Regions from separate parts of the Homo sapiens genome. Here region 2 is linked to region 1. A link is an interaction called in ENCODE POLR2A ChIA-PET data of the cell type or tissue named here. Cell type or tissue: K562. All regions are shown on one strand.

What was found. ChIA-PET counts read pairs that join two places held together with the same protein. Peaks named below come from ENCODE experiments on the same cell type or tissue, not always from the same donor. Only the 100,000 strongest peaks of a DNase experiment are listed, where the experiment ranks them.
Region 2: POLR2A ChIA-PET joins it to region 1 with 15 read pairs; 22 of 35 experiments call an interaction of 5 or more read pairs at or near these places.

The regions. Positions count from the first base shown.
Region 1 is chr1:28,644,609-28,652,608 of GRCh38, forward strand. TAF12-DT (TAF12 divergent transcript) reads left to right here. Exons shown (of 2, transcript NR_146730.1): 2 at 3,585-4,193. It overlaps RNU11 (RNA, U11 small nuclear), which reads left to right and starts at 3,992; the gene lies at 3,992-4,126. It also overlaps a transcript of TAF12 not described here. RefSeq lists a silencer at 9-303 and an enhancer at 511-1,010. In K562, a CTCF peak has its summit at 4,218; DNase peaks (open chromatin) are centred at 93, 3,733, 4,143 and 4,333; H3K4me3 peaks cover 1,429 bases.
Region 2 is chr1:28,243,395-28,251,394 of GRCh38, forward strand. No RefSeq gene overlaps it. Among named protein-coding and RNA genes, the nearest start is that of ATP5IF1, 11 kb to the left of the region's middle. RefSeq lists enhancers at 2,290-2,789, 3,598-3,767, 5,009-5,208, 6,847-7,720. In K562, a CTCF peak has its summit at 5,264 (motif pointing right); DNase peaks (open chromatin) are centred at 3,917, 5,237, 5,729, 6,177 and 1 weaker place; H3K4me3 peaks cover 1,334 bases.

The DNA of each region.
Region 1 (8,000 bases):
GGGAAACAGACCATTAGCAACTGCACAAAAGGGTGATAGAAGAGAATACTGGAATAAGCCAGACTTATCTAGCTGGCTGATGGCCTGAGCCATGGTCTTCAGTAAGGAAAACACTTACTCAAGGACCAAGATGGCCAAGGTGGCTGGAGCTTTGGTAACCGGGAAAGACAATGAGTTTGGAGAGGTAGGCAGGGGTTTGTTATAGTCTGGACCTTTTAGCCTAGACTATGATGGGGACTTGAGATTATATTCAGTATGCAATGGGAAGGTGTTGGAAGAACGGTGAAATTATGGCGATTGTTAAATGATACAGGGTCTCACTCTGTCACCAGGGCTAGAGTGCAGTGGCACAATCATAGTTCACTACAGCCTCAAACTCCTGTGTTCAAGCGATCCTCCTCCACCTCAGCTTCCCAAGTAGATGAATTTTCTTTTTTTTTTTTTTGAGACGGAGTCTCGCTGTTTCACCCAGGCCGGACTGCAGTGGAGCTATCTCGGCTCACTGCAAGTTCCGCCTCCCAGGTTCATGCCATTCTCCTGCCTCAGCCTCCCAAGTAGCTGGGACTACAGGCGCCCGCCACCGCGCCCGGCTAATTTTTTGTATTTTTAGTAGAGATGGGGTTTCACCATGTTAGCCAGGATGGTCTCGATCTCCTGACCTCGTGATCCGCCTGCCTTGGCCTCCCAAAATGCTGGGATTACAGGCAGGAGCCACTGCGCCCGGCCTCTTCTTTTTTTTTTTTTTCTTTAAGAGATAAGGACTGGACACCCTGGCTCACGCCTGTAATCCCAGCACTTTGGGAGGCTGAGGCAGGAGGATCACGAGGTCAGGAGATAGAGATCATCCTGGCCAAAATAGTGAAACCCTATCTCTACTAAAAATACAAAAATTAGCTGGGCGTGGTGGTGCACGCCTGTGACCCCAGCTACTCAGGAGGCTGCGGAAGGAGAATCGCTGGAACCCGGGAGGTGGAGGTTGCAGTGAGCGGAGATTGAGCCAGTGCACTCCAGCCTGCGTGACGGGAGCAAGACTCCATCTCAAACAAAACTACAACAACAACAAAAAAACAGATAAGGCCAGGCCAGGCACTGTGGCTCACGCCTGTAATCCCAGCATTTTGGGAGGCCGAGGCAGGTGGATCACTTGAGGTTAGGAGTTTGAGACCAGCCTGGCCAACAGGGTGAAACCTACTAAAAATATTTTAAAAATTAGCCGGGTGTAGTGGCGCGTGCCTGTAGTCCCAAGCTACTCAGGAGGCTGAGGCATGAGAATCGCTTAAACCTGGGTGGTAGAGGTTGAAGCGAGCCGAGATCGTGCCACTGCACTCCAACCTGGGCAACAGAGTGAGACTGTCTGGGAAAAAAAAAAAAAAGAGAGATAAGGTCAGATGTGGTGGCTTTACACCTGTAATCCCAACACTTTGGGAGGCGCAGCAGGAGGACTGCTTGAGCCCAGGAGTTTGACCGGCCTGGGCAAGATAGGGAGACACTGTCTCTAAAAAAAAAAAAAAAAAATTAGCCTCAGCATGGTGGTGTGTACCTGTAGTCCCAGCCACTCAGGAGACTGACAGGCAGGAGGATCTGCTTGAGCCTAGGAGTTCCAGGCTGCAGTGAGCTATGATTGCACCACTGCATTCCAGCCTGGACAACAGAGCAACACACTGTCTCAGGAAAAAAGACAGAGAGAGAGATAACACTGGTGGATGATAGGAAGAGCAATTGACAGCACCATCTCTGGGCTTCTCACAAGTTTATACAACACATCTGCTTCCTATTACAATGTAAGAGCTGTTTATTTATCTCCTTTCTCTTGTGACTTCTACTTTGTAAAGAGCAGGGAACTCCATGTATTATTAAAATATATTAAAGAAAGTAAAATACCTAACAGTCTATATTTTGTGTTGAAAACATTTTACTTTATTATTTATTTATTTTTTTTTGAGACGGAGTTCGCTCTTGTTGCCCAAGCTGGAGTGCAATGGCACAGTCTCGGCTCGCTGCAACCTCTGCCTCCCAGGTTCAAGTGATTCTCCTGCCTCAGCTCCCTAGTAGCTAGGATTACAGGCACCTGCCACCACACTCGGCCAATTTTTTTTTTTTTTTTTTTTGAGACAGAGTCTCACTCTGTCGCCCAGGCTGGAGTGCAGTGGTGCAATCTCGGCTCACCGCAAGCTCCACCTCCTGGGTTCACGCCATTCTCCTGCCTCAGCCTCCCGAGTAGCTGGGACTACAGGCACCCGCCACCACACCCGGCTAATTTTTTGTATTTTTAGTAGAGACGGGGTTTCACCGTGTTAGCCAGGATGGTCTCGATCTTCTGACCTAGTGATCTGCCCACCTCGGCCTCTCAAAGTGCTGGGATTACAGGCGTGAGCCACCGCACCCGGCCAATTTTTTGTATTTTTAATAGAGACAGGGTTTCACCATGTTGGCCAGGCTGGTCTCAAACTCCTGATCTTAGGTGATCCACCCACCTCAGCTTCCCAAAGTGCTGGGATTACAGGCATGAGCCACCATGCCTGGCCTGAAAACATTTATTTTTATATATATACGATGTGTACATACATAGAAAGCAGTCTGGCAAGATAAACACTAAACTGTTCACAGTTTGGAGGAAGCATTTTCACATTTTATAACATCTCTGTGCTGTTTCAATTTCTTTACAATTGTCACATATTGTTTTTTTTTTATTTTCTTGAGACAAGATCTTCATCTGTCACCTAGGCTGGAGTGCAGTGGCATGATTATGGCTCACTGTAGCCTTGACTTCCCTGGCTCAAGCAATCCTTCTGCCTCAGCCTTTGGGGTAGCTGGGACCACAGGCCCATGCCACGATGCCCAGTTAATATTTTATTTTGGGGTAGGGACGAGGTCTCTATATGTTGCCCATTGTGGTCTCAAACTCCTGGGCTCTCAAAGTGTTGGGATTACAGGCATGACCCACAGCACCCGTCCATCATTATCCATAAAAAAAATGGGAACAGGCCGGGCACGGTGGCTCACGCCTATAATCCCAGCACTCTGGGAGGCTGAGGCGGGCGGATCACAAAGTCAGGAGATCGAGACCATCCTGGCTAACATGGTGAAACCCCCGTCTCTACTAAAAATACAAAAAATTAGCCGGGCATGGTGGCAGGGGCCTGTAGTCCTAGCTACTTGGGAGGCTGAGGCAGGAGAATGGCGTGAACCCAGGAGGTGGAGCTTGCGGTGAGCCGATATCGCGCCACTGCACTGCAGCCTGGGCGACAGAGCGAGACTCCGTCTCAAAAAAAAAAAAATTGTGTTGATAAAGATCTACTTCAGTCATCTGAGGTACAGTATTTCATTTTTCACATTAATGCTATGCTGTACCTTATTCTACAACTCTTTTCACTCGATTTAAAAAAAAAAAATTCTAATACTCCTTCGAAGTGCAGCATATAGCATGCCACAATATGAACACACCATGACAATCAGCTTATGCGTGACCTTGTGACCTTGTGCTTCCACTGCACGCCTGCCTGGGCTGCTCCAAGGTGGTGGCTAGGGGTGGCACAAGTTACACATTTTCAATTTGGATAGGTTGTGATTCTTGTCTTCCCCAGTCAGATACCTACAGCCGCTGAGAGCCGGTATTCCAACGCCATGAGACGCCTTCTGTCGTGAGCAGTTGACAAGAAAGACCCAGCACTTACTGCAACCGGAAGGAGCGGTTCCTCCCTCGCTCGCGCAGCCGCTCTTCCCCGCCACTCCCTCGGTGCCCGCCAGCACATTCCCAGCAAGCCCTGAGTATATTTGCATATCAACTCACTACATTTTTTTCTTCTAACTAAAAAATCGAAAGGACAAATTCCAGATTCTCCTTGTGAAGTCTTCCTTTCAGTTCAGAAGAAATGGAATTCGCTCTTCAACTTCAGGAAGTTGAAATAAAGAGTTGCTTGGATTTTGTGTTCACCTTTACCAAAAAATGGATTTGGTAACACTGCCACCCTGCTTTGGTGACAGAGAAAGCAAAAAGGGCTTCTGTCGTGAGTGGCACACGTAGGGCAACTCGATTGCTCTGCGTGCGGAATCGACATCAAGAGATTTCGGAAGCATAATTTTTTGGTATTTGGGCAGCTGGTGATCGTTGGTCCCGGCGCCCTTTCTTTACTGTTATATGTTAGGCGAAATATTACGCGTTTGGAGTAAGTGGTGCTTTTTGTAACTGAAAAGAGATTCTGTGTGTGTTTTTTTTTTTTTTTAGAGGCTGCATAGTTATTTGTATGAACCGCAGGTGACCTAATTAGCAAGGTAATTCAGACCTGTATCCTAGCACTTAAGAAGTGGAAGTGGGATAACCCTGCGTGTTCTCGTGTGGGAGGCTAGCTTAAGCAACAAAGCAGGAAGGCCCCACCAACAAAAGAATTTAAAAATTATACGTGCGTGGTGGCGCGCGTATGAGGAAATTATTTGGCAACTGTGTTACAGTATAGCAGCAAATGGAATAGACCTAGTCCCTGACTTTAGGAGACCTGCCTCAGCCCCCCGAATGGCTGGGACTACAGGCGTGCGCCTCCGCGCCCAGCTAATTTTTGCATTTTTGGTAGAGACGGGTTCACCATGTTGGCCAGGATGGTCTCCATCTCTTCATCTGGTGATCCGCCCACCTCGGCCTCTAGGAGTGCTAGGATTACAGGCGTGGCCATCGCGCCCGGCCTGCAATGTTATTTTATGAAGCAGAGGAAATTGAAATTACCTTCACCAGGCCTTAGCAAACTTTTTCTATACCTTATACCATACACAAAAGATTAATTCAAGGCCGGGCGCAGTGGCTCACGCCTGTAATCCCAGCACTCCTAGAGGCCGAGGTGGGCGGATCACCTGAAGTCGGGATTTCAAGACCAGCCTGACCAACATGGAGAAACCCCTTCTCTAACTAAAAATACAAAATTAGCCAGGCGTGGTGGAGTATGCCTGTAATCCCAGTTACTCAGGAGGCTGAGGCAGGAGAATTGCTTGAACCCAGGAGGCGGAGGTTGCAGTGAGCCGAGACCGCACCATTGCACTCCAGCCTGGGCAACAAGAGCAAAACTCCGTCTCAAAAAAAAAAAAAAAAAAAAGATTAAAGACCTAAATGTAAGACCTTAAACTATAAAACTCTTAGAGAAAACACAGGGGAAAATGACATCGAATTTGTCAGTGATTTCTTGGATATAAACAATGGTTTACAAGCAACAAAAAATAAATTGGTCCTCATCAAATTTTAAAATGTTAACATTAATTTTAAAATTAAAATGAAAAACCCGGCCGCGTGCGGTGGCTCACGCCTGTAATCCCAGCACTTTGGGAGGCCGAGGTGGGCGGATCACCTGAGGTCAGGGGTTGGAGACCAGCCTAGCCAACATGGTGAAACCCCGTCGCTCCTAAAAATACAAAAATTAGCCAGGCCTGGTGTCAGGCGCTTGTAATCCCAGCTACTTGGGAGGCTGAGGCAGGAGAATTGCTTGCACCGGGAGGCGGTGTTGCTGTGAGCCGAGATCGTGCTACTGCACTCCAGCCTGGGCAACAGAGTGAGACTCTGTCTCAAAAAAAAAAAAAAAAAAATAGCCGGGCATGGTGGCTCCCAGCACTTTGGGAGGCTGAGGTGGGCAGATCATGAGGTCAGAAGGTCAGGACCAACCTGGACAATATGGTGAAACCCTGTCTCTACTAAAAATACAAAAAATTTAGCCGGGCATGGTGGTGCATGCCTGTAATCCCAGCTACTCGGGAGGCTGAGGCAGGAGAATCGCTTGCATCCAGGAGGCAGAGGTTGCAGTGAGCCGAGATAGCGTCATTGCACTCCAGCCTGGACAAGAGCGAAACTCCGTCTCAGAAAAAAAAAAAAAAGAAAGAAAGAAAACCCTTGTACATCAAAGGACACTATCAACAGAGTGGAAAGACAATCCACAGAATCAGAGAACATATTTGTAAATAATATATCTGATAAGGGATTAATATCCATAATACATAAGGAACTCATAACTCAACAACAACAACACAAACCCAGCCCAGTTCAATAATGGGCAAAAGGACCTGTATAGACATTTCTCCAAAGATGGCCAATAAGCACATGAAAAGATGCTCAGCATCACTAATCATTAGGAAAATGCAAGTCAAAACCATAATGAGATGGCACTTCACACCCATTAGGATAGCTATTATTAAAAAATATATATCGGGAGTCTCTCTGAGTCTACTCTGGCCCAAGAGGCTGCCAGACAATAATTCAAAATAACAATAATAATAATAATAATAAAGACCATTGCTATGGCTCACACCTGTAATCCCAGCACTATGGGAAGCCAAGGTGAGAGGATCCCTTGATGCCAGGAGTTCAAGACCTAAAGATATCTCTACAAATAATTTATAAAATTAGCTAGGTGTGGGCCAGTCATGGTGGCTCATGCCTATAATCCCAGCAGTTTGGGAGGCTGAGGTGAGTGGATCACTTGAGGTCAGGAGTTCAAGACCAGCTGGCTAACATGGTGAAACCCCATCTCTGCTAAAAATACAAAAATTAGCCAGGCATGGTGGCGGGCGCCTGTAATCCCAGCTACTCAGGAGGCTGAGGCAGGAGAATTGCTTGATCCCAGAAGGCAGAGGTTGCAGTGAGCTGAGATCGTGCCACTGCACTCCAGGGATACTCCGTCACATAAAAATAAAATAAAATAAAATAAAATAAAATAAAATAAAATAAAATAAAATAAAATAAATCAACACAGCCCGGGCACAGTGGCTCATGCCTGTAATCCCAGCACTTTGGGAGGCCAAGGCAGGCGAATCACTTGAGATCAGGAGTTTAAGACCAGCCTGGCCGACATGGTACCAAAATCTGTATTAGTCAGGGTTCTCTAGAGGGACAGAACTAATAGGACATATGTATATATGAAAGGGAGTTTATTTTTATTTTATTTAATTTTTTAAAACTTTTTTTGAGATGGAATCTTGCTCTGTTGCCCAGGCTGGAGTGCAGTGGAGCAATATCGGCTCACTGCAACCTCTACCTCCCATGTTCAAGCAATTCTCCTGCCTCAGCCTCCTGAGTAACTGGGATTACAGGCGCACCCCACCATACCTGGCTAAGTTTTGTATTTTTTTTTTAGTAGAGACAAGGTTTCACCATGGTGGTGAGGCTGGTCTGTAACTCCTGACCTTGTGATCTGCCTGCCTCGGCCTCCCAAAGTGCTGGGATTACAAGTGTGAGCCACCTCACCTGGCCAAAGAGAGTTTATTAAGGAGAATTGACTCACATGATCACAAAGTGAGGTCCCATGATAGACCATCTACAAATCGAGGAGCAAGGAAGCCAATAGTGGGCTGGGCATGGTGGCTCATGCCTACAATCCCAACACTTTTGGAGGCCAAGGCGGGCGGATCACCTGAGGTCAGGATTTCAAGACCAACCTGACCAATATGATGAAACACTGTCTCTACTAAAATAAACAAAAATTAGCGGGGCATGGTGGCATGCGCCTGTAATCCCAGCTACTCGGGAGGCTGAGGCAGGACAATTGCTTGAACCTGGGAGGCAGAGGTTGCAGTGAGCCGAGATAGTGCCACTACACTCCAGCCTGTGCAACAGGAGCGAAACTCAGTCTCAAAAAAAAGGCCCGGCGAGGTGGCCCACGCCTGTAATCCCAGCACTTTGGGAGGCCGAGGCAGGCGGATCACGAGATCAGGAGATTGAGACCATCCTGGCTAACACGGTGAAACCCCGTCTCTACTAAAAATACAAAAAATTAGCCCAGCGTGGTGGCAGGTGCCTGTAGTCCCAGCTACTCGGGAGGCTGAGGCAGGAGAATGGCGTGAACCTGGGAGGTGGAGTTTGCAGTGAGCTGAGATTGCGCCACTGCACTCCAGCCTGGGCAACAGAGCAAGATTCCGTCTCAAAAAAATAAAAAAAAAAAAAGGAAGCCAATAGTAGCTCAGTCTGAGTCCCAAAACCTCAAAACTAAGGAAGCCGACCGTGCAGCCTTCAGTCTGTGGCCAAAGGCCCA
Region 2 (8,000 bases), 400 kb before region 1:
CAGGTGTGAGCCACCACGCCCAGCTCAAAATCTTTAAATTTTTCTTCTTTTTTTTTTTGAGAGGAGTTTCAGTCTTGTTGCCTAAGCGGGAGTGCAATGGCACAATCTCGGCTCACCGCAACCTCACCTTCCAGGTTCAAGTGATTATCCTGCCTCAGCCTCCCAAGTAGCTGGAATTACACCAACACGCCCAGCTAATTTTGTATTTTTAGTGAAGATGGGGTTTCTTCATGTTGGTCAGGCTGTTCTTGAACTCCCGACCTCAAGTGATCCACCCGCCTCGGCCTCCCAAAGTGCTGGGATTACAGGCGTAAGCCACCGTGCCTGGCCTAAAAAAAAAAAATTTTTTTAAGTAGCTGGATTTGATGGCATTCAGATGTAGTCCCAGTTACTCCAGAGGCTGAGGCAGGAGTATCACCTGAGCCCAGAAGTTTGAGGTTACAGTGAACTATGATTGCACAACTGCACACCAGCCTGGGCAACAAAGCAAGAACCTGTCTAAAATAAGAAATAAAAGAACAACAAAGTGACCAGTATAGCTGGAGCAGAGTGAGCAAGCAGGAAAGACACAGGAAATAAGGGGCAAGAGCTGTATGTGAAGTTGCACACACCCTGTAGCAGCAAAATTTCTACTTCTGGACACTCCATTCCATTTGGTTTGATCCAATTGGCTGACTTTGGCCTGGTCTTATCAAGAAAAATAAATGCCTCAAGTTAATGAGTGAACAAGCAAATGTGTTAGTTAGAAAAGGCTGGATAATGACATAAGAAATGCTAGTTGTTAAGTCTCATTCTGCCTGCCTTACACTTTTACCTTGAGGAAGTGTGTGTGTGAGCAAGGGTGAGCAAGAGTGGAAGGAAACAAAGATGAAAGGGGGAAAGCACAAGACTATCAAGGAGCTTTTTTTTTTTTCCTTTTTTTTTTTTGAGACAGAGTCTCACCCTGTCACCCAGGCTGGAGTGCAGTGGCACAATCTCAGCTCACTTCCACCTCCGCCTCCCAGATTCAAGCAATTCTCCTGCCTCAGCCTCCAGAATAGCTGGGACTACAGGCATCTGCCACCACCCCAGCTAATTTTTTTGTATTTTTAGTAGAGACGGGGTTTCACCATGTTGGCCAGGCTGGTCTCGAACCTGGACCTCAAGTGGTCCACCCATCTCGGCCTCCCAAAGTGGTGGGATTACAACTGTGAGCCACCGCACCCAGCCAATCATGAAGCTTTGAATACCATGTTAAGGAATCATGACCCTGTCCAACAGTTTTGAACTCAAGTTGCTACAGGGGCCAGGCAGGTAATGTAAATCATCAAGTCTTCCATTCGTTACTGTTACGGGAAGTGAGAAACCAAGTCTGGTTTGTGGGACCCTCGAATGCAGTCTCAGTGTTACCAGAACTTCCTGTTTTCCAAGGGAAATCATAAATTGGAGATTTTAAAATCTTAGTAAATTCTTCAAACCCAGAAGACTGAATAATATATATTAAGTAAACCAAATTCTGACCCATCGCATGTCCAAGTACAACCAGGACAATGCAAGACAGAAAGAGTTTTGTGCCCGGAAGTGTCTGGGTCAGAGTATTTTTGGATGTCTTTGCTTATCTGAGCTATTTATATTTGCCTCTCTTGTCACCTGTCTGATCCTGGCAGCCAGATTTTGGCCATTACTCAGCTCTGTTCTCACACACACCGACACCCCCACAAGGATAGCACAGGCCCATCTTAGGCATCAATAATGTTCACAGAAACAAACTTTCAAGAGTTTCGGCCAGGCGTGGTGGCTCACGCCTGTAATTCCAGCACTTTGGGAGGCCGAGGCAGGCAGATCACGAGGTCAGGAGATGAAGACCATCCTGGCTAACACGGTGAAACCCTGTCACTACTAAAAATACAAAAAATTAGCCGGGCGTAGTGGCACGTGCCTGTAGTCCCAGCTACTCGAGAGGCTGAGGCAGGAGAATCACTTGAACCTGGGAGGTGGAGGTTGTGGTGAGCCGAGATAGCCCCACTGCACTCCAGCCTGGGCGACAGAGGGAGACTCCATCTCAAAAAAAAAAAAAAAGTTTTACAATTAGCATTAAGAGTCTTTTGTTTTTTGGGTTTTTTGTTTTGTTTTGTTTTGTTTTGAGATGGAGTTTTGCTCTTATTGCCCAGGCTGGAGTGCAATGGCGCGATCTCGGCTCACCGCAACCTCTGCCTCCCGGGTTCAAGCGATTCTCCTGCCTCAGCCTCCCGAGTAGCTGGGATTACAGGCATGTGCCACCACGTCCGGCTAATTTTGTACTTTTAGTAGAGACGGGGTTTCCCCATGTTGGTCAGGCTGGTTTCAAACTCCTGACCTCAGGTGATCCGCCCACCTCAGCCTCCCAAAGTGCTGGGATTACAGGCATGAGCCACCGTGCCTGGCCCAAGAGTGTTAAAGTCTGGTGCAGTGGCCTGTAGTCCCAGCTACCCCAGAGGCTGAAGCAGGAGGATCATGTGAGCCCAGGAGTTTGAGACCAACCTGGGCAACACAGCAATACTCCCTCTCTTAAAAAAAAAAAAGCCTTAAATTTATTTGTTCATAGTCTTCAACTCACGAATTTTTCTAGGAATTTAATTAATCAGGAATATAATTATTTAAGAGTTTTATCTCATCTTGAAATATGTGAAAAATTGGGAAGAAAACCCTAAATGTTCTCAATAAGGATTAATAAATTATAGCATACATGAATAGTCTGCAACCATTAACAATTATATTTAAGGAATATTTAATATTACAAAAATTATGAAATGTGCTAAGTGGAAAAAGCAGGCTATATAGCTATACATTATTAATACGGTATATAAACTTATATGCTATAAAAATAACCAACATGTTGGTTTCTCTTTGTAGTGCAATTGGGATTTGAGGGAGTTCTCCCTTCTCTGTTTAAAAGGATCTCTTTAAAAAACAACAAATGTAATACAACTTAGCACATAGATAGATATTAAATAAGTGTATTATATAAAGAATCTTAAAACTTCTCCCTTCTCCGTCCACCCCAGAGCTAACCAATGGTAACAGGTGCAAACTACACATCTTTCCAGATCTTTGTTTCCTCTGTGTAACTATGTATACAACTATGAGACTGTTCTATATGTATCATTGCGCAACCTCGGTTTTTGCTTCGTTCTGTTTTAACCTAACAGGAAATCCTGCATACCTTTCCATTTCAGAGCACTTGGAGCTACCTTCTGTTTCTTTGCTGTAGAAGCCGTTGTGTGAACAAATCCGTTTATTTCTCTCATCAGTCTCCTTTGATAGACATTTGGGTCACGTCCGGTTTTACGCTTTTACAATACATCAGTGAACAGCAGTAATACGAGCTCAAGACAGAAGGCCTGAAAAACATTGAAAAACACAGAGACGGAAAAAAAAAAACCACAGAGGGGGAAATATAATTTCGGGTTATTTCAGTTTCACCTTTACACTTTGTTATATTCCACATTTTTTGCAATAAATATAAATTTGGAAGTAAAAGCATAAAACGAAAATCAAACGATTGATTGATTGATTGATTGACTGAGACGGAGTATCACTCTCGTCGTCCAGGCTGGAGTGTAGTGGCGCGTTCTCGGCTCACTGCAACCTCCGTCTCCCGGATTCAAGCGATTCTCCTGCCTCAGCCTCCCGAGTAGCTGGGATTACAGGCGCCCGCCACCACGCCCGGCAAATTTCCAAACGTATATTTAAAAGAAGAAAAGGAAAAGAGGGGAAAAAAAGAAAGAAAGAAAGAAAGAAAGAAATTAGAAGCAGATGGGGCAGTTCAGCCTCTTCTCGCGGAGCGGGGCTAGACGGAGTCAGGGGCGGACCGCCACAGCCTGCACCAATCAGGACCCGGTTGATAGGCAGAGCCTGGCGACTTCGAAGACTCGCCCCCAGTCAAAGAGCCCCGGGGATTCGTTTCCGTACGCAGCCTGGAAACCAGCCTGGGCCTATCCTGCGCGCCGCTGCGGGCTACTATTGGCTGCCAAGAAACCCCGCCCATCTTCCTGCTCATTGGCCGGTGCGGTTTACGTAAGAGGAGCCTGTTGCTGAGCGAAAAGTCTGTTCTGCAATTTTCGCTAAGGAGTTGTTAACGCTGAAACCGCACTGGGCGTCCTGGGGTCAAAAAAACAATACTAGCCACAGTTTATTAAACTGCAACTAAATGCCAGGCTATGTGCGCCAAACTTTTAATATTAATGGTTGTAGGCACCTTTCTTGAACACCCACCACTATCAGCCAGTCACTGAGCCAGATCCTTCAAAATAACAGTAAAAATATAGATAATCTACAGTTTATTGAGCACTTCATCTGCATCAAGCCTTGTTAAGGGGTTTCCATGCATAAGCTCTCATTCTCACAATAGAACGGTGGAGGTAAACTATTGCCCCATTTAACATTTAACATGCAGTCCTGTAGACCCAGCTACTCGGAAGGCTGAGGTGAGAGGACCCAGGAGCTCCAAACTTAAGTGAGCTATGATCGCGCCACTGCACTCCAGCCTGGGCAACAGAACGAGACCTGTCTCAGAAAAACAAAAACGTAATAAAAGAAAAACAAAAACAAAAAAACAGGAAACGGGTTCAGAGAAGTGAAGTGTTTTGCTGAGGTTCACAAAGAAAGGGTTGGAACTGGAACCTTCAACTCCGATATCCTGATTCCAAGTGTGGCCTTTTTAGGGAGGGGGTCGGGGTACAGAATTCCGCTGGGGATAGGGAAAGGTAGGACAGGATGGTGGGAGGCCAGAGGCGTTGCTCCAGGGACAAGCCTCAGGGTGGTTCTCTGAGAATAGGATGTATAGAGCCTCTAGGAGTGGAGGGTTGGGGAAGGAAGGGAGACCAGAGGAAAGGGAGAAGTTGTTCTTTCTGAAAATGTGAGGCTTCTCTCCTGGGGCAGCCTATTAAGGTGTAGGTAGCCCTGGACCTCGAGATTCTAGTCTCCACTCTGTGGCCAACTTCCTAGGGAACCTTGGGCAAATTCCTCTCTCTCGACCTGAGGCTTCCTGCCTTGTAAGAGAGGTAGTAAGCCAAAACAATGGAAAGTGCATTCGGGCTGTGAAGTATTTTAGGACTCTGGTCCTTGCTGGCAGCAGGGGGAATCTTCAGCAACCACAGACCTTTACTTAGCTGTTGCCTGGCCTCTTTTCAAGACCTTCAGGCGGTGACATGGACCCTAACAATCCTATAAACTCAAAACGGTTTGGGCCAGCCCTTTCCTACTCCATTCTGACTTAGCTATAGCAGGATCTGGCCTGCAGGGGGCGTTGAGGAACCACTCAGCCGACAAAACTAAACTAAATCAACCAAGCAATTTGCCCAAAAGCACCCAGTGCGTTAGTTTTTGCATTTAAGAAGGGTAAACGTTTCCAAACCTGAAGATTTCTGTCCTCAGTATGCAATCGAGAAGACGAATTATATACACTGCCAGTTCTTTATGGCACCAGTTCTCTCCATAATGACTCTGCAAGTTTAGAGCTAATTTCTATTTCTTTGTTTTACAGATAGGGAAACAGATTCAAAGAGCTGGAAAAAAAAAATTCAGTTTGGGTTACTTGGCTAAAAGCTGGCACCCGAATTGCCTGACTCCTGGGAAGTGCTCTTAGGAGATAGTTGGCTTTGTTTCTGGGAGTCTGTGGTTGTACTGCCTGCTAATGCACAACTCCAAAGGACAATTTTGGTTGTGTAGCTTGACAGCTCGGCACCTGTCAGCTCTGTGCAGGAAGGACCTCCCTCCCCACCTAGCACAATGCCTGCTTCATGAGTAATTGAATTAATGTGTGACTAAGCCTTGAAGGATGGGTCTTCTTTGGCTTTATCAAACCAATTGGAGTGGAACTTCTTTCCTGAAAGTTCCCCCTGGGCAGGAATTGTATCTGAGATTAGTGGGTGGGGAGGGGGGAAACAATAAGAAGAGCTCAGAAAATGACATCTGGGGTGATAAATCACAGCCCCCCGAATGGTCCCATTACAAGGTCATTATAGTAAAGTGATCTCAGAATTTGAGACTAGAAAACTAATTCAGGAAGAATGAATACAGAACAGATGACAATCATATTAGGGTCATAATCTGAAATGGATCTAAGGCTGAAGACATCTCAAAAACATTTCAAATCCAGTCTAGGTAGGTGTATCTTTGGGACTGGAAGGTGATTGAGGAATATAAATAGCTGGCCAATCAGTGGCCTCAACATAGCTGATGCAAGAGTTGAGAGTGTGGCAACAGAAGAAGGAGATCTTTACCCAACCAAAAATACAAGGCAGTGGGGAGGGGAGGAATGTGCCCAGCCAGTGGCACCCTGCCATGCCCTGCTAGGCTGCTAGCTTCACCACTGGATTTCCCAGAGCCAGGCACAGTGCCTGGTACACACAAGATGGTAAATAAATATTTATTGAATGAAAAAAGGAAGGAAGGAACTGGAGCCCTGACCAGCAGATAGTTGCTGAGTAGAGCAGTTCAATAATTCGTCCTTTCACTTGCTCAGATTCCAGCTGCCTTAGCCACCTTCAGATGATAAATTTGCCTTTCAGTAAAGGCTCTCCTACAAAGAGGAATGCCCTGGCCTCTCAATTACAGGTCGCTTGACAGTTATGTTTCTCACTTCCAATTAATATATCTGCTTTAAGCATCAGTTCCTTTTGCCAGCCGGCTTCTTACATATTCATGTGTTTGTCTCATCAATGGAGTGGTGGAGTTTCTGCATAGGAGTCATTCCTGCCTGGGTTGGAATCCTTACTCAGCATATTACTAACCTATCTGACCTTGGTCCAGACGTGTTACCTCTTGAGTCTCAGTTTTCTCATCAGTCAAATGGAGACACAATAGCCTGTTTCACAACGTTGTGGTGAGAGTTACCTGAGACAGTGATGTATCCTGAATTCTTGCTGGAGCTCAGTAACTCTTAATGTCTGTGCTTCTTCCTGGCTTTTCTTTTTTGGAGACCAGGTCACAAAAGATAATATCAAGGCTGGGCGTGGTGGCTCACACCTGTAATCCCAGCACTTTGGGAGGCCGAGATGGGCAGATTGCTTGAGCTCAGGAGTTCAATAACAGCCTGGGCAACGTGGTGAACCGCCCCACCCCCCACCCCCCACCTCGTCTCTACAAAAAATACAAAAATTAGCCAGGTGTGGTGGTGTGCACCTATAGTCCCAGCTGCTTGGGAGGCTGAGGTGGGAGAATCACCTGAGCCTGGGAGGTTGAGGCTGCAGTAAACAGTGATTGTGCTACTGTACTCCAGCCTGGGAGACAGACTGAGACCCTGTGTTAAAAAAAAAAAAAAAAAAAGGCCGGCGCGGTGGCTCACACCTGTAATCCCAGCACTTTGGGAGGCTGAGGCGAGTGGATTACCTGAGGTCAGGAGTTCAAGACCAGCCTGGCCAACATGGTGAAACCCCGTCTCCACTAAAAATACAAAAATCAGCTGGGCGTGGTGGCATGTGCCTGTAGTCCCAGCTACTCAGGAGGCTGAGATAGGAGAATTGCTTGAATCCAGGAAGCAGTGGTTACAGTGAGCCAAGATTGCGCCACTGCACTCCAGCCTGGGCGACAGAGCAAGACTCTGTCTCAAAAAAAAAAAAAAAAGAATTTTGGGTCAGGTTCAGTGGCTCACACCTGTAATCCCAGCACTTTAGGAAGTTGAGACTGGGAATTTGAGACCAGCCTGGTTAACATACTGAGACCCGTCTCTGCAAAAAATAAAAAGAAATTGGCCGGACAGCATAGTGCACACCTGTAGTCCTAGCTACTTGGGAGGATAGTTTGAGCCCAAGAGTTTGAGGTTACAGTCAGCTATAATCACATCACTGCACTCCAGCCTGGGTGACAGAGTGAGTAGAGGGAGACTGTCTCAAAAAAGAAAAAAAAAATTCTAAGAATTTTTTGCTTTTTCTTCTCACAAAGTTACTATGTAAATGAAGCTTTGGGAATGATTTAGTGACTGCCTTAAAGATTCTAAGGAGTTATTCAACAGAGGAGAGTAACTCATACACATTCATTCA